3 separate regions of the Homo sapiens genome follow, and regions 1 and 2 are each linked to region 3. A link is a loop called in an ENCODE intact Hi-C map of the cell type or tissue named here. Cell type or tissue: PC-9. All regions are shown on one strand. Links, peaks and the distances in the headings refer to the core of each region. The heading gives the core; the rest is flanking DNA.

Evidence for each region. Hi-C counts contacts between places; a loop is a spot of excess contacts. Peaks named below come from ENCODE experiments on the same cell type or tissue, not always from the same donor. Only the 100,000 strongest peaks of a DNase experiment are listed, where the experiment ranks them.
Region 1: it touches region 3 in a loop (5-fold over the local background); 1 of 110 quality-filtered maps calls a loop at or near these places.
Region 2: a loop joins it to region 3, with 2.7 times the contacts of the local background. A loop is called at or near these places in 1 of 110 quality-filtered maps.

Annotation. Positions count from the first base shown.
Region 1 is chr6:125,110,814-125,116,731 of GRCh38, forward strand. No RefSeq gene overlaps it. Among named protein-coding and RNA genes, the nearest start is that of TPD52L1, 40 kb to the right of the region's middle. In PC-9, for the core only: CTCF peaks have their summits at 3,651 (motif pointing left) and 3,850; a DNase peak (open chromatin) is centred at 3,638.
Region 2 is chr6:125,943,116-125,949,033 of GRCh38, forward strand. No RefSeq gene overlaps it. Among named protein-coding and RNA genes, the nearest start is that of HINT3, 11 kb to the right of the region's middle. RefSeq lists enhancers at 3,083-3,577, 3,228-3,522. In PC-9, for the core only: no CTCF peak of the experiment used is centred there; DNase peaks (open chromatin) are centred at 2,456 and 3,346; H3K4me3 peaks cover 837 bases; H3K27ac peaks cover 4,000 bases.
Region 3 is chr6:125,188,967-125,194,884 of GRCh38, forward strand. The region is part of intron 1 of TPD52L1 (TPD52 like 1); the gene reads left to right. LOC100126584 (a long non-coding RNA gene) reads right to left here. Exons shown (of 4, transcript NR_149043.1): 2 at 1,643-1,698. Among named protein-coding and RNA genes, the nearest start is that of TPD52L1, 38 kb to the left of the region's middle. In PC-9, for the core only: CTCF peaks have their summits at 3,569 (motif pointing right) and 3,771; DNase peaks (open chromatin) are centred at 3,505 and 4,445; H3K27ac peaks cover 2,863 bases.

The DNA.
Region 1 (5,918 bases), core at 1,241-5,240, 78 kb before region 3:
TGACAGTGATTATTGTTGTTTCACTTTAGTTGTAACACTCTGTTAAGAATTTTTTGTAAGTCTGGTTGACATATTTTGGATATTTTTCCCCTCCACATATCCTGTTGAAATTTGATCCCCAATGTTGGATGTGGGGCCTTGTGGGAGGTGTTTAGGTCATGGGGCTGGATCTTTTATGAATGGCTTGATGCCATTTCCCCAATAATGAGCGAGTTGTCACTCTTAGTTTTCAGGAGATCTAATTGTCAAAAACCATCTGGCACCTTCTCTTCTCTCTTGGTCCCACCCTCATCATGTAACACACTAACTTCCCTTCACCTTCTGCCCTGAGTGGAAGCTCCCTGAATCCCTTACCAGAAGCAGATTCTGGCACCACACTTCTTGTATAGTCTGCAGAGCTCTGAGACAAATAAACCCTTTTCTCTACAAATTACCCAGCCCCAGGTATTTCTTTATGGCAATGCAAATGGACTAAGACACTGGTCTAGTGGTGATGAGTTCCCTCTTCTTTTCTGGACGTAGTGTTACTGGCTGACTTTCTTTTTTTCTTTCAGCACTTTGAAAATATGACTCATTCTCTCTTGACCTACAAGGTTTCTGCTAAGAAATCTGCTGATAGTCTCATGGGGATTCCCTTATATGTGACTTGACATTTTTCTCCTGCAGCTTTTAGAATTTGCTCTTTGTCTTTGTTTCACTATAATGTGCCTTGGAGAGGATCTTTTTGGGTTGAATCTATTTGGAAACTCTTGAGCTTCCTGAATCTGGATGTCCATATCTTTTCCAATACTTGGGAGAAGTTTTCAGTTATTATTTCTTTAAACAGGATTTTGTGCCTTTCTCCATCTCTTCTTCCTTGGCGTATCTATAATGCAAATATTTGTGCAGTTAATGATGTGTCGTAAGTCTCATAGACTTTATTCACTCTTCTTTACTTTTTTTTTGTCCACTGACTGGCTTATTTCAAAAGGTCTGTCTTCAAGTTCAAAAAGTATGTCTCCTTCTTGATCTAACCTGTTGTTGAAGCTCTCGATTATATTTTTTATTCATTTATTGAATTATTTAGCTCCAAGACTTGTTTGATTCTTTTTCATATTTATCTCTTTGTTGGATTTCTCTTTCAGATCATAAAAATTTTTTTGAGACTGTGCCTCACTCTGTCACCCAGGCTGGAGTGCATTGGTGTGATCTTGGCTTACTGCAACCTCTGCCTCCCAGGTTCAAGCAGTTCTTCTGCCTCAGCTCCCAAGTAGCTGGGATTACAGGCATGTGCCACCACATCTGGCTAATTTTTGTATTTTTAGTAGAGGTGGGGTTTCACCATGTTGGCCAAGCCTGACTCAAACTCCTGACCTCAAGTTATCCACCTGCCTCAGCTTCCCAAAGTATGGGGATTACAGACATGAGCCACTGCACCTGGCCATAAATTGTTTTCTTAATTCCATTGAATTGTGTGCCTGTGTTCTCTTCTATCTTACTGAGTTTCCTTAAGATTATTTTGAATCCCTTCTCAGATATTTCATAAATGTCTTTTTCTTTGGGATCTGTTACTTGAGGCCTATTTGAGTTTTGGGAGTGTCATATTTTCTTCCTTTTTCATGTTTCTTGTGTTTCTATATTGATATCTGCAAATCTACTATAAAAGTCACTTTTTCCAGTTTTTTGAAGTAGCTTTTGAGTGAGAAACTTTTTCCTTTAAGTGGGTTTTAGGATGCTGGTTGGCTGTAGAGTTGGATTTGGTTCTGCGTGAACTCGGGAGTGTGGTCTCTGTGTAGTTTCTTCCATTGTAATCCTTGTCAGATATGTCTGTGATTGCCTCAATGGCCTAGGCTGCTGGTGTTTGTGATGGTGTGGTTTTGCTGAAGATGGGGGCACCAGGCTGGATGTTGAGCCAGAAAAATATATTTGTGGAGGATTGACAGGTAGTTCAGTGGGCTCTTTGAGGAAGCAGTGGCAGCTGCTTGGCTGGCCGTCAGAGGCCAGGCATGGGCACTCATGGGTTCAATGGGGCCAGGCGGTTATGCAGTGGTCTGTTCAGGGGGCAGGGTTACTCCCAGACCTGCGGTAAGAGGCCAGGTAGGGGTGCTAGTGGGTGCATTGGGTGCATTCAAGACCAGGTAGCTCTGTGGTAGCTTGTCCAGAGGGATGAGGTTACTGCAGAACCAGTTGTCAGGCTGTGCATGGGTATTCATGGGCACAGTGGAGCTGGGCAGGATGCAGCAGTATATCCTGCAGGTCAGGCTGCCACAGGACCAGCTGTCAGGCCAGGTGGGAGCCCACAAAGCTTGCTGGATCTGCTAGCTGTGCAGTGTGGGTGTGTGCAGGCCTAGTGGCTGATAGGCTGTTCAGCAGCTTCTCCTGTATGCAGTTCCACCTGTTCTCTGGAGGGGGTGATATGCTGTATGGGTTCATATGCTGGGTTCTTGGCCATTCCATCTGGTTTGTACTCTAGACAGCTGGAACCATGGTGTTGCAGGCCCTTGTGTGAACACAGTGGCACAACAGCAGGGCCTCAGCAATGGAATCAGTTGCTAGTGACCATAGAGCAGGACACACTCTAATAGTAGTCCCAGTTTCAAGATGGCACCAAACTATAACAGTGTAGGTTGTGGTGGAGGGGCATGCTCAAGAAGGGTCTTACTATGAAATAGTGCAGCTGCGCAGACTCCCAGCTACACTGCAGACTTGATTCAGAGCCTGTGAGAACTGAGGTGCTCTCCTGTAGCAAGGACTGTGAGCATATGTGGAAGCAATGGAGGCCACTAGGGTTCTCCAGCTCACCTTTTCCTTGTAGAAAGAAGTTCCCTCTGACTCCCAGTTGATCTCTGTGTGGGAGACAGTGTGGCAGACAGTGTGGCAGAGGGAGGATGCCTTGCTTTCCTCTCTATGGTACTCTTCTGGGTTTTTGTACTCCACAGAGTTGTTGCTGTTCCCCTGGTGCTCTCAGCTTTCTTCCTCAGTCACTCTAGTTGAAATATAGTTGTTTATTCATTGTTTTTTTCCTTTCTGTGGGGAGGATGAAATCCAGGTAACTCTAATTGGCCATCTTGCTGATGTCACCCTCAGATGTTATGTATTTAATGCACATGAAGATGCAGAAAGAGATAAAGGGAGAGAATTTATTCTGAGATCCTTGAAAGGTCATTTGCCTTAGTAAAATATGAGGATTTAGCTTCAGACATAATTATCTCCATGAATAACTGCCTTACCATGTACTTTTGAGCAAATTAATTCATCTCTCTAAGCTTCAGTGTCTTCATCTACAAACAAGGAATGCAATATACCATAACTCACAGGGTTACTGCAGATTATAACTGAGGTCATTTACGTCGATGTCTTAGCACAGTGCATTGAACAATGTTAAATGCAAAAAACAAATCGAAACAAAAACAAAACAATGAAACATTGTTATTATCTGAAATAATCTCATTTATAGAATGGAGATAATAATAGTTACTTTTAATAAATATTGTGAGAAGAAAATGAGTTTATATATGTAAATTGCCTAACAAAGTGCTTAAAACAAAATAGCTAATCAAGAAATGATAGCTATTATCATCATTGAATTTACCATTGAAATAAAGTCATCTTTAACATGCTTATGTCTTAAAGTGTTTATGATTTGGCGCCCTCTGATGTTCATCATGGGCCCTGCAATTTTGAATCAGTTGATAAGTGTTAATAATGTAATCAGTTAGTGATGATCATTTACATGCTATTTTGCCATATCCAAATAAGCTGTTTTTATTTTAAATTTCTATTTAAGTTGGCTTACTTCTTAAGATAAACTCAATGTATTACACAAGCTAATTTTAATCATTATGATAGAAAACCAGTATGTTTTTAATACATGCTAAAATAAATACATAACTATTAACATAAAAAATTCTTCATTTGAGTACCAACTAGAATCATACCTCATACAACACTTTGGAAAAGCTAATTTTATATAAATAGGTTTTATGGTATAAGGGGTCAGGGAAGCTGTCACAAAAAAGTTATTTTTCAAAATGGAAGCAAGAATGATGAGAAGTTAGTTTGATAGGCAAGGAGACAAAGAACTTTCCCAAGAGAGACTAAAGTATATGTGAATGCAAAGAGTTGTGGAAACACTTGCCTCTTGGGGAAACTGCAATTTGTTATAAATGGCTGGACCCCAGAGTGCAATGAATGATTGGCACATCATTCGTTGGCACATCATGGCAATGCAGGGAGAGAAGTGGGCAGTGGCCCCACTGGGCAAGGCCTCTTGTGTCATGCAGAAGACTGTGGATTTGCTTACTGTAGATTCATCATTTCCACAAAAATAGAGGCTCATGAAATTTTAAGAAATATTCCCACCACCATTGAAATATGTGTATTTGTGGTGTGTGTGTTTGTGTGTGTGTGTGTGTGTGTGTGTGTGTGTAGTCAACTTTGGGAAATGCTGAGTTAATCCAAATTAAGCAGAATTTTGTTTTTATTATAGAAATTGTTATAATATAATAAAATTATAAGAGGGAGTGATAATATGAATATTTCACAATGTGTTTGATCTTGAAATCTGTTTACTTTTTAAAATGTTATCTGATTTGTTTTATTTATTTTAGAAGCAATATAGATAACATCAGGTAGATAAAATTTTGAGAAATGCCCTTGGGTTATGGAGAGTTTTTTTTAATTTATGAAGATAGTAATAACATGATTAGATTTGTGATAGTAATAACATTATTAGATCATGGATAACAATATGGTTGTGATTTTCAGGGGGAAAAAACTAGAGGCTGCCAAATAAACTAGATGATGGCTGGATCACCCCTAATCCACATGTAGAAAATGTAATACACTCACTGTGTATATCATGAATTTTAAACTATGAGAACATAAAAACAGATTTAGGGTATAGTACATTCAAGGGCAGTAGTTTATGCTCTTCAAAAAACAGACTCATTAAATAAAGCAATGGTCCTTGTTGGAAGAAATGATACTACCCAAGAGACAAAAAGAACTGACAGACTTCATAGAAAGATACATAAATATTACATGCCAAGGAGAAATTAGTACAACATTAAGCAAATTTGAGTAATAGCAAATAGAGAATTGTGATGATAGAATCAAACATAATAAATGCTCCACAACAATGCATAAATTACAGAATATAATAACTATAATTATTATAAATAAATAATGTATGTCAATATTCTGCTGCTTTTATTGAAAACAATAGATCTAGGTGGAGCACTCTAGCTTATGAATTGTTGAAATCAACTGTGACTATTATCATTGTGAGTTATTGAAACCAGATGAGGGAGTGAATGTGTGTGTGTGTGTGTGTGTATGTGTGTTAGTGCAGGTAAGCTAGAAATAGGGAGAGGAGGATGGAGAAGAGATAATAAGGTAGAAAGCACAATTCCTTTAATATTTGAGTCAAAAGGGAAGAATACTTTTTTCTACAGGCCATTGAATTATGCAAGCAGTTTGATGGATCTTGTTTGCTCTCAGATTGATTTTCTTCACCAGCATTTAGAGTGGCTGCTATATTCATGTGACAGTTATGAGGAATAATTATGTATTTTCCTTACTGAACTGGTTTAAAATGTCACATCGCATGAAAGTTCCTACAGCTTGTCAAATTGTGTTAATTTTCTTCATTTTTCTAGTGAATGCTTTAAACTGTTCACCCAGCTCATGAATAGAGCAGCCCTTTTCTTCCTCCTCTGAAAAAACAGATGATTGTTTAACAGATATCATTAGATATGCAGAAAATAAAGCATTCTGGTATAGATGGAGGTCAATATATTTAAGAGGAAGTTGCATATTTTTTCTTTTTGCAAGTTTGTCCACCAATATGGTGCAACATTGACTTCAAGTAAATTTAATCCACCAACCTTGGTTGTTAATTTGTATTTTCACTGAATATTCGCTAATGTTTTTTATAG
Region 2 (5,918 bases), core at 1,241-5,240, 750 kb after region 3:
TGAAATCCAGGAGTTTGAGAAGCGGTGAGTCATGGACAGTGAAGTTGTCTAAGATAACGGCAGGAGCTTGGCAGTGTTTGTTAGCCAGGTGCTGAAGTTCTCTGTGAATCTAGGAGTGATCTAGAAGCAGGTAGATGAAGGTGATTATGTTCCATGCTATAGCACGAGACTCCAAAGAGGGCAGAGGGCTGGGCACTGTGGCTCATGCCTGTAATCCCAGTACTTTGGGAAGCCGAGGTGGGTGGATCACCTGAGGTCAGGAGTTCAAGACAACCCTGGCCCACCTGATGAAACTCTGTCTCTACCAAAAATACAAAATTAGCCAGGCTTGATGGCGCACGCTTGTAATACCGGCTACTTGGGAGGATGAGGCAGAAGAATTGCTTGAACCGAAGAGGTGGAGGTTGCAGTGAGCTGAGATCGCACCATTGCACTTGGGTAGGAATGGAATCACCTGGAGCTGGCATTTAGAAGCTAGGAGAATGCCAGCCCTGCTTCCAAATCTCTCAGTGTGTTGGGAAGAGAGAATAAGCAGTTTTTGCTTGTCAAAGCTCAAGGGAAATAATATTCTTGCAGGAAATCCAAGTTTCAGTTAAGGAAAGAAGGTGAAGATTTCGCTCTGCTAAGAGGTTGAGGATATAGGTTTGAGTAAGTACAAAGAAATTGTGTTTCTTACAGTGGAAAGAGCTTCAAAGGAGGTTAGCAGTGAAAAAAGTTTGGGGAAAAGAAGCATGGGAAAGTTTGGGTATGAGTAAAGAGAAATTTTTACCTCGAGGGTAACTAATAAGAACAAGAGTTAGTGGTGTGGATAAGATACATTGGCCTTGAGATGATGAGGAAATATAGGTGTGAGCTTGACAAGAAAATTGACATTAACTTCAGGATGTCAGAGTTATGCTGATTTACATGGTAGCTGTTTCGTACTGCTTTGGAGGAGATAAGAAATGCCTCACTGTGCTACTAAAAGGCCTGCAAGACAGACCCATCTATCATCCACCAAGTAAATTCATCTTCCTGTGTCCTATTTTCTCCATTTCTAAAATAGGGATAATAATATCCTTTTCTCTCAGTTGACATGAAAATCAATTTGTGCATATGAAAGTGTCTTAGAAAATTGTAAAATGCCAGATGAAAGTAAGTTAGAAATATGATGGTGTTAGTCACACCCAACTTTGTTTATGCTGAATTCTTTATCAAAAATACAAAGTCCAGGTGTAGCCTTGTTCCTGATTTAAAAAAAAAAGAAGAGATTATTTTCAATGCTTTGTTTAAGGACATGGTTTTTAAGAAAGATTATAAAAAACAGAAATGTCTGCATTACATCCTGTAGACGAGTAAACAAAGCAATTTATCAAGGAAATAGCAGGGATGGGGAAGTTTTGCTTTTGTCATTCTTTCCATTAGAAATAATTTACACTGTTTCCACTTAACAACAGATCAGGACTTCCCTTAATGTCCTTTAGCAAAGCTCAAAGAGCTACAGTTGGGACTTTGGGCCACCGGCCAGTATTTGTTCAAAGAGAGCTGTACGGTAGTTCAGTAATCAGAAACTGGAAATTTCTCTTTTCCCACACACAAGCACTACTTCCTCCCCTTATTTTGCCCAGACATTTCACAATCCTTGCAACGGATGGAGGCCAATATACACGCAGCATTTAGTACCAGGCAACAGCCACCTTAGCCTTAAGTATTTCTTTTATTATTTTTCTTAAGGAGGGAGAAATGTTTTCATGCTTGTTATTCTTTTACCTTTGGAAAAATCTAATATTCTTCAGACAGTGGTGAAAGAGCAAAAATTTATTGGTATTTACTAAATATAAGACAGGAATAGTCTTTGTATTCATGCTCAGGAAATTTCTATTTTGGATGCAGAAAACGATATACCTATTGTCAAGATGATATTTTATCAGATTAGGACAAACCCACAAACACACTTTCCATATCCTCAGTATAAAATGGAAAGAAACATGACACTGTATCATGCATATGGTCATAGCAGCTCAATAGTCCACCTCTGCCAGAAATACCATGAAATCTGCATGAAAATGCCCTATATCTTCTGACATGTCATGAACAATTCAAAAATATATGGAAGAGGGTTATTTATAAAGCAGAGAATTATTAGAGGAAATGAAGTTCATCTGGAATCCTGAATCTTAAAAAAAGTTGATCAGGATGTTTTACTTATGACAAAAGTATTGTTGAATAAATAAAATGTAGAGATAAAAGGGAAGGAAAAACATCCAGCCATAATATGTCCATCCACAGACCAAGAGTGAATCTATTTTTTCAGGCATTTTCTTATAAATCCTTAATTATATTTAATAAACATGGAATCATACTAGCCATACTCTTTTGTAACCTATTTAACATATTCAAGCTCCCATTAGACTGCCTGGCTCTGGGTTCCAGCTCTGTCACTGACTAATAGGATGACATTGCACAAGTTACTTAATCAACCTGCTGATAAGAATGGAATTTTGAGCAGAGGAGTCAAAGGCTCTAGAGCTGCAAAGATTAAGTTGTCATCAGCCAACATTGGAAGTCTGTGCATAAAAGAGATTTCTAGGAAAAAAAAAAATCAGCAGTTCAATCTATCGGACACCTGAATGGAAATATCAAGCATGTAGTTGGATTGTGACTTGAAGAAAAGCATGAAGAGTTACAAGTGTAGGCCATGGGCCTATAGATATTTAGAGCAGTGAGACTGGATAAAATCAAGGGAGCAATTGTAGATAGAGAAGAAGACCAAGAACTGAGCCTTGGACCATTCCAACACTAAGAGTTTAGAGGGGAGATACAAAGGGAAGGGAAAGAACTTAAGAGGAAAAAAGGAAAACAAGAGAATGCAGTGACCTGGAAACATATGAAGAAGGTGTATTAAGGAGACAGGGATTATTAAAATGTGCCAAATGCTGCTAATCAGATAAGAAAAGGACTGAGAATTGCCATTGAATTTGGCAATGTGGAGGTCACCCAAGAGCAGTGTGTGTGGAGAGAAAAGCTTGAAAGAAGAGAAGGTTTACAAGAGAACGGGAGGAAAGAAATTGGAGAGAGCTAGTATGGACACTTATTTCAAGATTTCCTGCTAAGAGCAACAAATACATGGGACAGGTCCTGGTGGGAAAAGTAGGCTCAAAAGAAAGTTTCATTTCATTTTTCTAGAGTGGAAGAAATTATAGCATGTTTGTAAGTGGATAGAATGATCCAGTAAAGATAATAAAATACATGATGTAAGACATAAGGGGAATTTCTGAAGTGGTGTTCTTGCGTGAGCAAGAAGGAATGGGATCTAGCATGTAAGTGGAGGAATTAGTTTTGATATGAGCACAGACTGTTTATCTTTGGTATCAGTCAGGAAGGCCAAGTATATGAGTCATCATTTTGGAGGGAGTCAGTTGAAGTTCTCTTCTGAGAGCTTCAATTTTCCCATTACGCCCTTTATCCTTGCTCATGTGAATTACACGGGAAGCATCAGAGTCCCAGGGCACCCCTTATTTCCAGCTCTCTAACCCTCATAGAGCTCTGTAATTCCCATAAATGGTCTCCTATCCTCCCTCCTGAAACTCTTTCTTTACGTTATCAGAAATGTAGAGTGCATCATGTCAGTTGTGTAGGAGAGTGTTTATTTTCCTGTGCCCTCGCAATACAAATGCTATTGCATAAAGGAATCTTTGCCAATTTAATTGGGGAAAGGCTTATTTCACTGTTATTTAACGTAGACTTCTTCAATTTCTAGTAAGGATGAATATTTTCTTCACATTTTTAAATGGTACTTTTTCTTTTAATTAATTACTTTCATAAAAGCTGCTTATTTTTCTGCTAGGGTTTTCAACTGTTTTTTTTTTTTTTTTTTTTTTTTTTTTTTTTTGAGATAGGATCTTGCCCTGTAGCCCAGGCTGGAGTGCAGTGGCATGATCTCAGCTCAGTGCAGCCTCTGCCTTGTGGGTTCACGCGATTCTCCTGCCTCAGCTACCTGAGTAATTGGGACTATAGGCGTGCACCACCATGTCCAGCTAATTTTTGTATTTTTAGTACAGATAGGATTTCACCATGTTGCCCAGGCTGGTCTCAAACTACTGGCTTCAAGTGATCCACCTGCCTCGACCTCCCAAAGTGCTGGGATTGCAGGTGTGAGCCACTGTGCTGGCCTCAATTCTTTCTCATTGTTTTGTAAGAACTCTTCCTAGATAAGTTTATTAATACTATTTTTCACGCATGATGCAAATATTTTCACTCAAATTTCCACTTTTCTTTCAATGCAGTTTTTGGCACTTTTACATACTTTAAAAAATCTTATTTTACATCAATCAGTAATTTATTTAATGGAATCCATTTTGAGCACTTAGGCCCTTTCCTTGCCACCCCCAAGGCAAAGTAAATATTCACCCACATCTTAAAGAAACCCGTAACAGTTCTTTGGTTTCAGTTGTTGCATTTAAATAGTTAATTTCAACAGAAGTATATCTGAGTGCATGGTATAAAGAAGAGATATAATTTTTTTTGCCCCCTGAAATGGTGGCCAGTTGTCACAACTGTCTTTATGAGCTAATTTCTTGTACTAGAAGGGTCCACTATCCCTTTCTAAGGGTACGGCCCAGCCAGCAGTTTCCTGCTGAGAGAAGATGCCCTGGAATGCTCTTGAGAAAGGATTGGTCATCAGTTAGGTTGGGCCTCTGTGCCAAGGCAGCCTCTTAGGTTCATGACAGCCTGCCAGGAACAGCTCCACCCAGAATACTGATATTAACTGGTATTTGAAGCAGCAATAAAAAGAGTATTATGCATTTAGCATCACGGAGAGAAATAAAAACCCACAAAAAGAAAAGTTGAATTTGAAAGGACAATACCAGTAGCTATGCCATTAGTGATGCCATTGAGAAAATCAGATTTCACTGTACATTTTTAAATATGTACAATCCATCTATCCATTCCCACAATTAATGTTTTTCCACAGCCTACTGTGTGCCAGATACCAGGCTGGATGTTTTGATAAACAAGACCACGTCCCACCCACAGGGAATTTACATTCAAATAAGTATTGGGAGCTGACAGGAACATCTAGAAAGCATCATCCTATGTATAGGATTTAAACAGCATATAATAATGGAATAATTTAACAATCCATTTAACATACCAGGATACACAGCTTGCAAACTGAAGCAAGTGTATAAAATTTTTAAAATGTGATAGAGGTAGAGTTAGAAAGCTGGTGGGGAAAGAATGGTAAGTTAGTTGAGTTTCCTGAGGTTTCAAGGAATGGAGACACCTGAGCAACTTAACATGAAAGAAATTTATTTACTTTGAGTTGGTAACAGTCACTTTGCTCAGCCACTCCGGTATCTCTACCTCTTCTGGCCTTTATCAGTGTAGCTCATAGTCTCTGATATTTTTTACATAACTTCTCTTTTTTCCTATGAATAATCTCTTTGGTTATTAACTTACTGACTTAAATTCCTTTTTTATCATTCTCTCTTAAACCAACAGGAATCAGCCTTTCTTCCCACCTCTAACACTAAAACTGCTTTTATCAGCTTTTCCAATGACCTTAGGTCAATTCTGAGTCTTCCTCTTTCTCATGCTATTACTGGCCTTTGGCATAGTTGATCACGCCTTCCTATTTGAAACACTCTTTGCTTTGCCTTCAGGACACCATTCTCTCCTTGTTCTCCTGTGTCATAGGACACTTTTTCTCATTCACGTCTCATTATTTGTCATTTATCCGATTTCACAATGCTAGACTGCTCCAAGCTTGGTCCTTGGAATTTTTCTCTTTTCTACTTCTACTTACCCCCTGGATGATCTCTTCTAATTTTGTGAATGTAAATACTTTACTATATGTTGAAAATTCCAAAATGTGTATCTCCAGGTTGGACTTCTGTCTTGAACCTCAGGCTCATATGTCCAATTACTAATGACAT
Region 3 (5,918 bases), core at 1,252-5,251:
CAATACTTTTAGAGAATTAGCTTAAGCTAGAGGCAAATAAATTTTAACTGCTGTGGTAGATGCCTTAGCTAACGATTTTTCTCCTACAGTTGGGACTGTCATGAGAAGACTGGTCATCTTGGTATAAATAGAAGGCATCTCAGTTGATTTCAACTCTGCCCTAAGCTTTCTTGGATTCCTCTCCCATTTAGGCTTTAAAAGAATAAGCTAAAGTTGGAAAAAGAATTTCCATATGAAACTAAGCAACACTTAAGTATATTCTTTTATAATAATAACCCCAGTTGGGCATATTGACTACTTAATTCTTCATAATCAGTAGAGATCAGTTGTACACTATTCTAAATACAGGATTTGTGTGGGTCATAAGAACAGAGGTGACTTATGTACAGGCATTTAAAGTGGAAGTGTTTGAAAATCTGGCTCATACTTTGACTACAAAGTAAAATGATGTGTGTTATATCTAACTGGATTTGGGAGCAAAGAATTTCAAAAAGCCAGTGGAAACTGGACTCTGCCTGTGGCCTCTTTTACAATATACCTAATTTAAGATGTGTATAAGACACATTTTTAGATATTCACTAGGAAAACAAAGGCTTTTCTATCCTGTCATTTACTTAATTTTTTTAACCTAACTTATTTTTCTGAATGATTAACATTGATGCCTTTGATTGTGTGGGTGTTGTCAAAAGAGAGTTCATCACATGGGGAAAGGTTGGCAACCTCTCTCTGCTTGGTACTTTTCCATGAGCCTCCTTTCACTATTCTCATTGTTATTTCCTTTTCACTCTGAAGTAGTTCCAAATCTGATACTGAAGGAACTCGATTTTATTTTACATGAATATTTGAAGTAAATTGAGCCACTTGTGTTTTAAGGTTTGTTTAGTATGCACTACACAGAGAAGAATATAAAGTAAAAGCAATAGCAATAATAACTTAGGTTTGACAAAACACATAACAAAAAAGGGTACTTTGAGACACAGAAAGTCAAATTATAGGTAACCCTAAAACTCACCTTTCCACTTTCCTTTCTTTACTAGAATTCTCTACCAACATTGGGGTGTCGGTGGTGGTTAGGACAGAAGGAAGTATAGATATAGCTATCTGCTTCTAAGACATTTGCCATGTCTTTCTATGGCTGAAGACAACTTCAAAGTAACTAAAAGTGCCACTGGAAATAGTTTCTGTGAACTATATTGATCATAATTTGAAGAATTTCTACCAGCTGTGACTTTGTGAATGGCAGGAATTCTTAGTTTGTAGGACTGTCAAAATATGACCCCAATTTTGTGACCAGACCCAAATGAAGCCGACCGTTGTCCCTGGTGGTCCATTTTCTGTTAGGTTCTAGGTCATTTTTTTCTGAAAACAGTACTGAAGTTGGTAGCTTGTGGGAGTCACTGCAACAACCAAACTGATAACGGGAACCCATGAGACTCAGAGCCATGAAGACTGTCCCAGCACGCTTTACAGCAGCAGTCCCTAACCTTTTGGGTACCAGGGACTGGTTTCCTGGAAGACAGTTTTTCCACAGACGAAGGTTGGGGGATGGTTTTGGGATGACTCAAAAACATTACATTTACTGAGCACTTTATTTCTATTATTATTATATTGTAATATATAATGAAATAATTATGCCACTTACCCTAATGTAGTCAGTGGGAGTCCTGAGCTTGTTTTTCTGCATCTAGATGGTCTCATCTGAGGGTGATGGAAGACAGTGACACCATCAGGCATTAGATTTTCATAGGGAGTGAACAACCTAGATCCCTCAATGTGCAGTTTACAATAGGGTTCGCACTCCTTTGAGAATCAAATGCTGCCACTGATCCCACAGGTGGCAGAGCTCAGGCTGTAATGCAAGCAATGGGGAGCCACTGTAAATACAGATGAAGCCTTGCTGGCTTGCCTGCCACTCACCTCCTGCTGTGCGGCCTTGTTCCTAACCGCCTGTATGTAGCCCAGGGGTTGGGGACCCCTGCTTTAGAGTATGTTGTACTGAATATATCATTCTCTGTTGCTACATCAAGGTAACAATGGCACCATCTACTCTTGTTGTCTTGACTCTACATATTAACTATAGTGATTTGTATATCGTGTAACATTATGTGGAATCTTAATATGATTTTAAATTCACTTGTCCTCACAACTACAGTTAACATTTCTCTCTTACATGGAATCATTCCTTGCTGATCTTGGGTTTTCTTTTCTTGCTGTGGAGTTGCGTTGTTGTTTATTTTGTTCCAGCCACGCTTTCTTTATTCTCAGTAATACTCTTAGCCCAATTTCCTGCTGAATGATTTTGCAGAAGAACAAATTGTCCTTTGGCATTTGCACCTGTATGTCGCTCATTGTCCACTTGCTTGATGTGTTTCTGTGAAAGGGGGCAGCTTTTCCTTTTCTAAATGAAGAAGGGAGAGTCCAAACGTTTTTTTCCAGCTCCCATCAAAATATGGACTTAATTCCTTTTCTTTGATTTTGAAAGGAAATGGTGAAGGGATAATGATGTGTTTAAAATTGGGTGAATTGTGTTCTTTCTTCTAACTGAAACAGTGCAGAGGAACCTACCCATTGTGAAATGTTACTTGTGCAGCATTGTAGATGTGCAAGAACGGCAGTGTTTTCTACTTGGCTGGCTATCCTGGCATATAGTTCATCAAAATAGAGAAACAGGGTGCAGACATTCTGAGTGTAAGACCAAATGAACTCTAAGCATGTTTACCTCCCTATCATCTGAGGAGAGAGAGAGCTGGGAGTGAAGGAAGAAGTGAACAACTGTGGAATGTCTCCCTATCCTCAGTGGCCTTCAGATACCTCTGTTTTTTCTCCCCCTCCCTTCTGTTCATTGGGCACTGACATACCTTGTCATTACAAGCTATTATTATTTTTTAACAAGGTAAGTTCAAGAAGAAATGAAAAAGAGCCAGTATTCATACTGTGTAATAGCATATGGACTTTGCTATTCTAAAGCAGAATCTAAGTAGAATCAAAAGATTTGAACAAAATTATGAATGAAGGACCCTGACATATCTACTAAATAGTCACCAGCTTTCACGATAGCTTCTGTAGCATGCCAGGGGGGAAGAAAGCCACGTTCTTTCCTCACTGTTCCCTTAGGGCCTTTGTTGTAGGAGAATAGTGGGAGGGGCTGAGGTTGGCTTTGACTACAAGTGGAAATTTTTGTTTTCCTGATGAGCCTGGCACTCAGGACACTAGACATTTAACTGTAGGTTTATGATTGTCACCCACTCTGCTTTTAATGCCAAGAGTTTCAGAACCCGGCTGACCTGAGCAGAATAAAGTTCTTTGGGTTCAATCTGCAGCAATCAGAATTTTGAGAACAACAACAAAAAAAATCTTTTTTTTTTTTTTATCTGGTGTTGCCTCAGCAGGATCCCCGAATGTACTTGCTGGTAGCTTAGAGCATAGTCTATGCAGGGGAGGAGAAACAGAGTTGCAGCTGTGATGTGACTCATTCATACTATGTTCTTTTAATGGAGAAAAACCTGCAGTGACATCATCTGGCCACCAGGGGTTGTGCTGTTGCCAGAGAGCCCTTGATTTTATCTGCCCGCAAGTCCTGAGGCAGGAAGTAGCACCTTAACAGAGAGCCCCATCTTCATTCCTAAGAAAACCAGCATCAGTTTTTTGTTCCCTTTGTTGACTTTCCAACTAGGGCTGAGCCCGCTTTTCTGAATTAATAAGAACCAAGAAAGAAAAGGGAACATTAGTCGTGGTTCCAAATACCAACCAAGCACTTTGCTGCATACGGTCGGCTTTGGTGGCGGGCCTGAGTCTGCACCCAGATGGACCCATATGGACTCACCTGTCTCACATCTGCACCTGACTTGCACATATACCTTGTTGATAAAGCCCAGTGACAGCTGGATCTATCACAAATGTCCCACCTGATTTCTTGGAAGCTTTGATTAGCATCCATGTCCTCCATGGCAAACATTTAATTATAAGGGCTGGTTGTTGATAATAATCATTGCTAACATCTATTTATTATCCTTATGTGTTAAGCATTGTGCCCAACAGCTTATACAATTTAGTCTCATTTAATCCTCCAAGTAGCTATTTGAGATAGTTACTATTATCTTTCTTTTGCAGATGAGGAAAGTGAAGCATAGAGAAGCTAACTGTGATGACTGGGATCACTCTGCTGATAATTGTGTTGCTAGGACTAGATTCAGGCCCCTCTAACTCTGAAAGCCAACCACTTAAATGATACTTGATTTTCAAGTTGGGGGGATGGAGGCTGTGGCTAAGACCTGTCCCTGGTGGGGTATAGCAGAAGGACTTCGGGGCTTTTTTGTTCAAACTGCTTATGTTTATGTTCTCCTTTCCTTTCCCTCATCCTTTCCTTCTCCCTCTTCTGATATGCTTTCTGGGTAGGGTGGGGTGAGGTGTGTCCGTTGCTGTCACACTGAGTCACTGTTCCTCATGGGTGTGCCATAGCCTTCAGGAGTATTGGGATGGGAAAATAGCTGAGAACCAGTAGACTCAAGAATGGTTGCAAAAGTCCCAAGCAGCTTTTCTGTGAATTATTGCCTTTGGTGCTCTCTCTGTGATGGCAGAACTTCACAGGCCACCACACTGCTGTGGGTGCTGAGGAAGGGCAGAAAATAGCCATATATATGGAAAACATATGCCTGTTACAAATATGAAAATATATACATGAAAAGATACCTATGCAACACACATACAGATGAAAAATATATGCATATATTTTAAAAATATATGAAAAACAAATATATTAATTCATGTGTGTATATATGTCCTCCTCTCCCAATTCCAGCATCAGTGTTGGTAAGAGTGCAAGCTGTTATACATTCATTATGCAACTGGTTTTCACTGAGCAACTGCTAGGAGCCTTGCAGAGTGAGCTGGGGCTTTGGTGGTCATGAAGCCCTGGCCCGGGGCTTCAAGGAGCTCACAACCCAGTGGGTTTTTGCTTTTCTTGAGGCTAACACTGATGGTTCAATTTATAGATCAAGTCTCTTCAATCATAATGATTCAGATAAATAGAGAATTTTGTGGAAAAGTCTTCTGAATAGTTTTTTTTTTTTTTTTTTTTCTAAAAAAACAAAAGGCTGATAAAAGGACAAGGCCCCATGCTTTTTAGTTTCTAATAGTAGTGGACTGGAACTACTTGTGGATTTTGAGTTTTTGTTTTTGTTTTACTTAATTATAGGATTAGTTTTAGGTGTGACTTTTTCCATTTCCTTTGGAAGCGTCTAGTTTGCAATAAATTAGAAATGCCAGCTGACAGCAGGCTAAGATCCAGAAGAACCATTAACTCACCATTAACTCTACAGTCTCAGCATTACTGAGCTTTCTGTTTAAAGGTTAAGGCCGTTTATAACTCAACAACCCCTCAGGTCATTCATGAAATACATCGCAGCACCAAGAAAGTAGTGTTTTCTTCCTTAAACACATCTCTTATCCCATCATTCTTCTGCTCAAAAATCTGTGCTTCTCTACTGCTTCCAGACTCCTTACCATGGAATTCAACGTCCTCTATGATCTGGACCAAATGTCCTTTTTGGCGTATTTCATACTATCCTTAGGTTCCCCTGGAACCCTGACCCCAGGCAATCAAGCAGCTCTTGGTTCTTTCAATGTACCTGATACTTTGCCAATGATCTTCCATATAAGATGCCCTCTCTACCTCTGTCTAAATCTTATTTTAATATATGTGCTGCCGAAACGAGAATGAAATCTTCCTACTTTGTAAGACCAAACTCAGACAATATTACCTCTATGAAGATCTTTGGTGTCAGCTATTGGAATTAAATATTCCTTATTTGTGTTAATAGCACGTAGTTTAAACCTTGGTTAAAGCATTTAATGTTTTCTTTTCTTATTTATAGTTAGTTGGTGTCAACCTAAAATAATCAAAAGGGTCAGAATCTGAC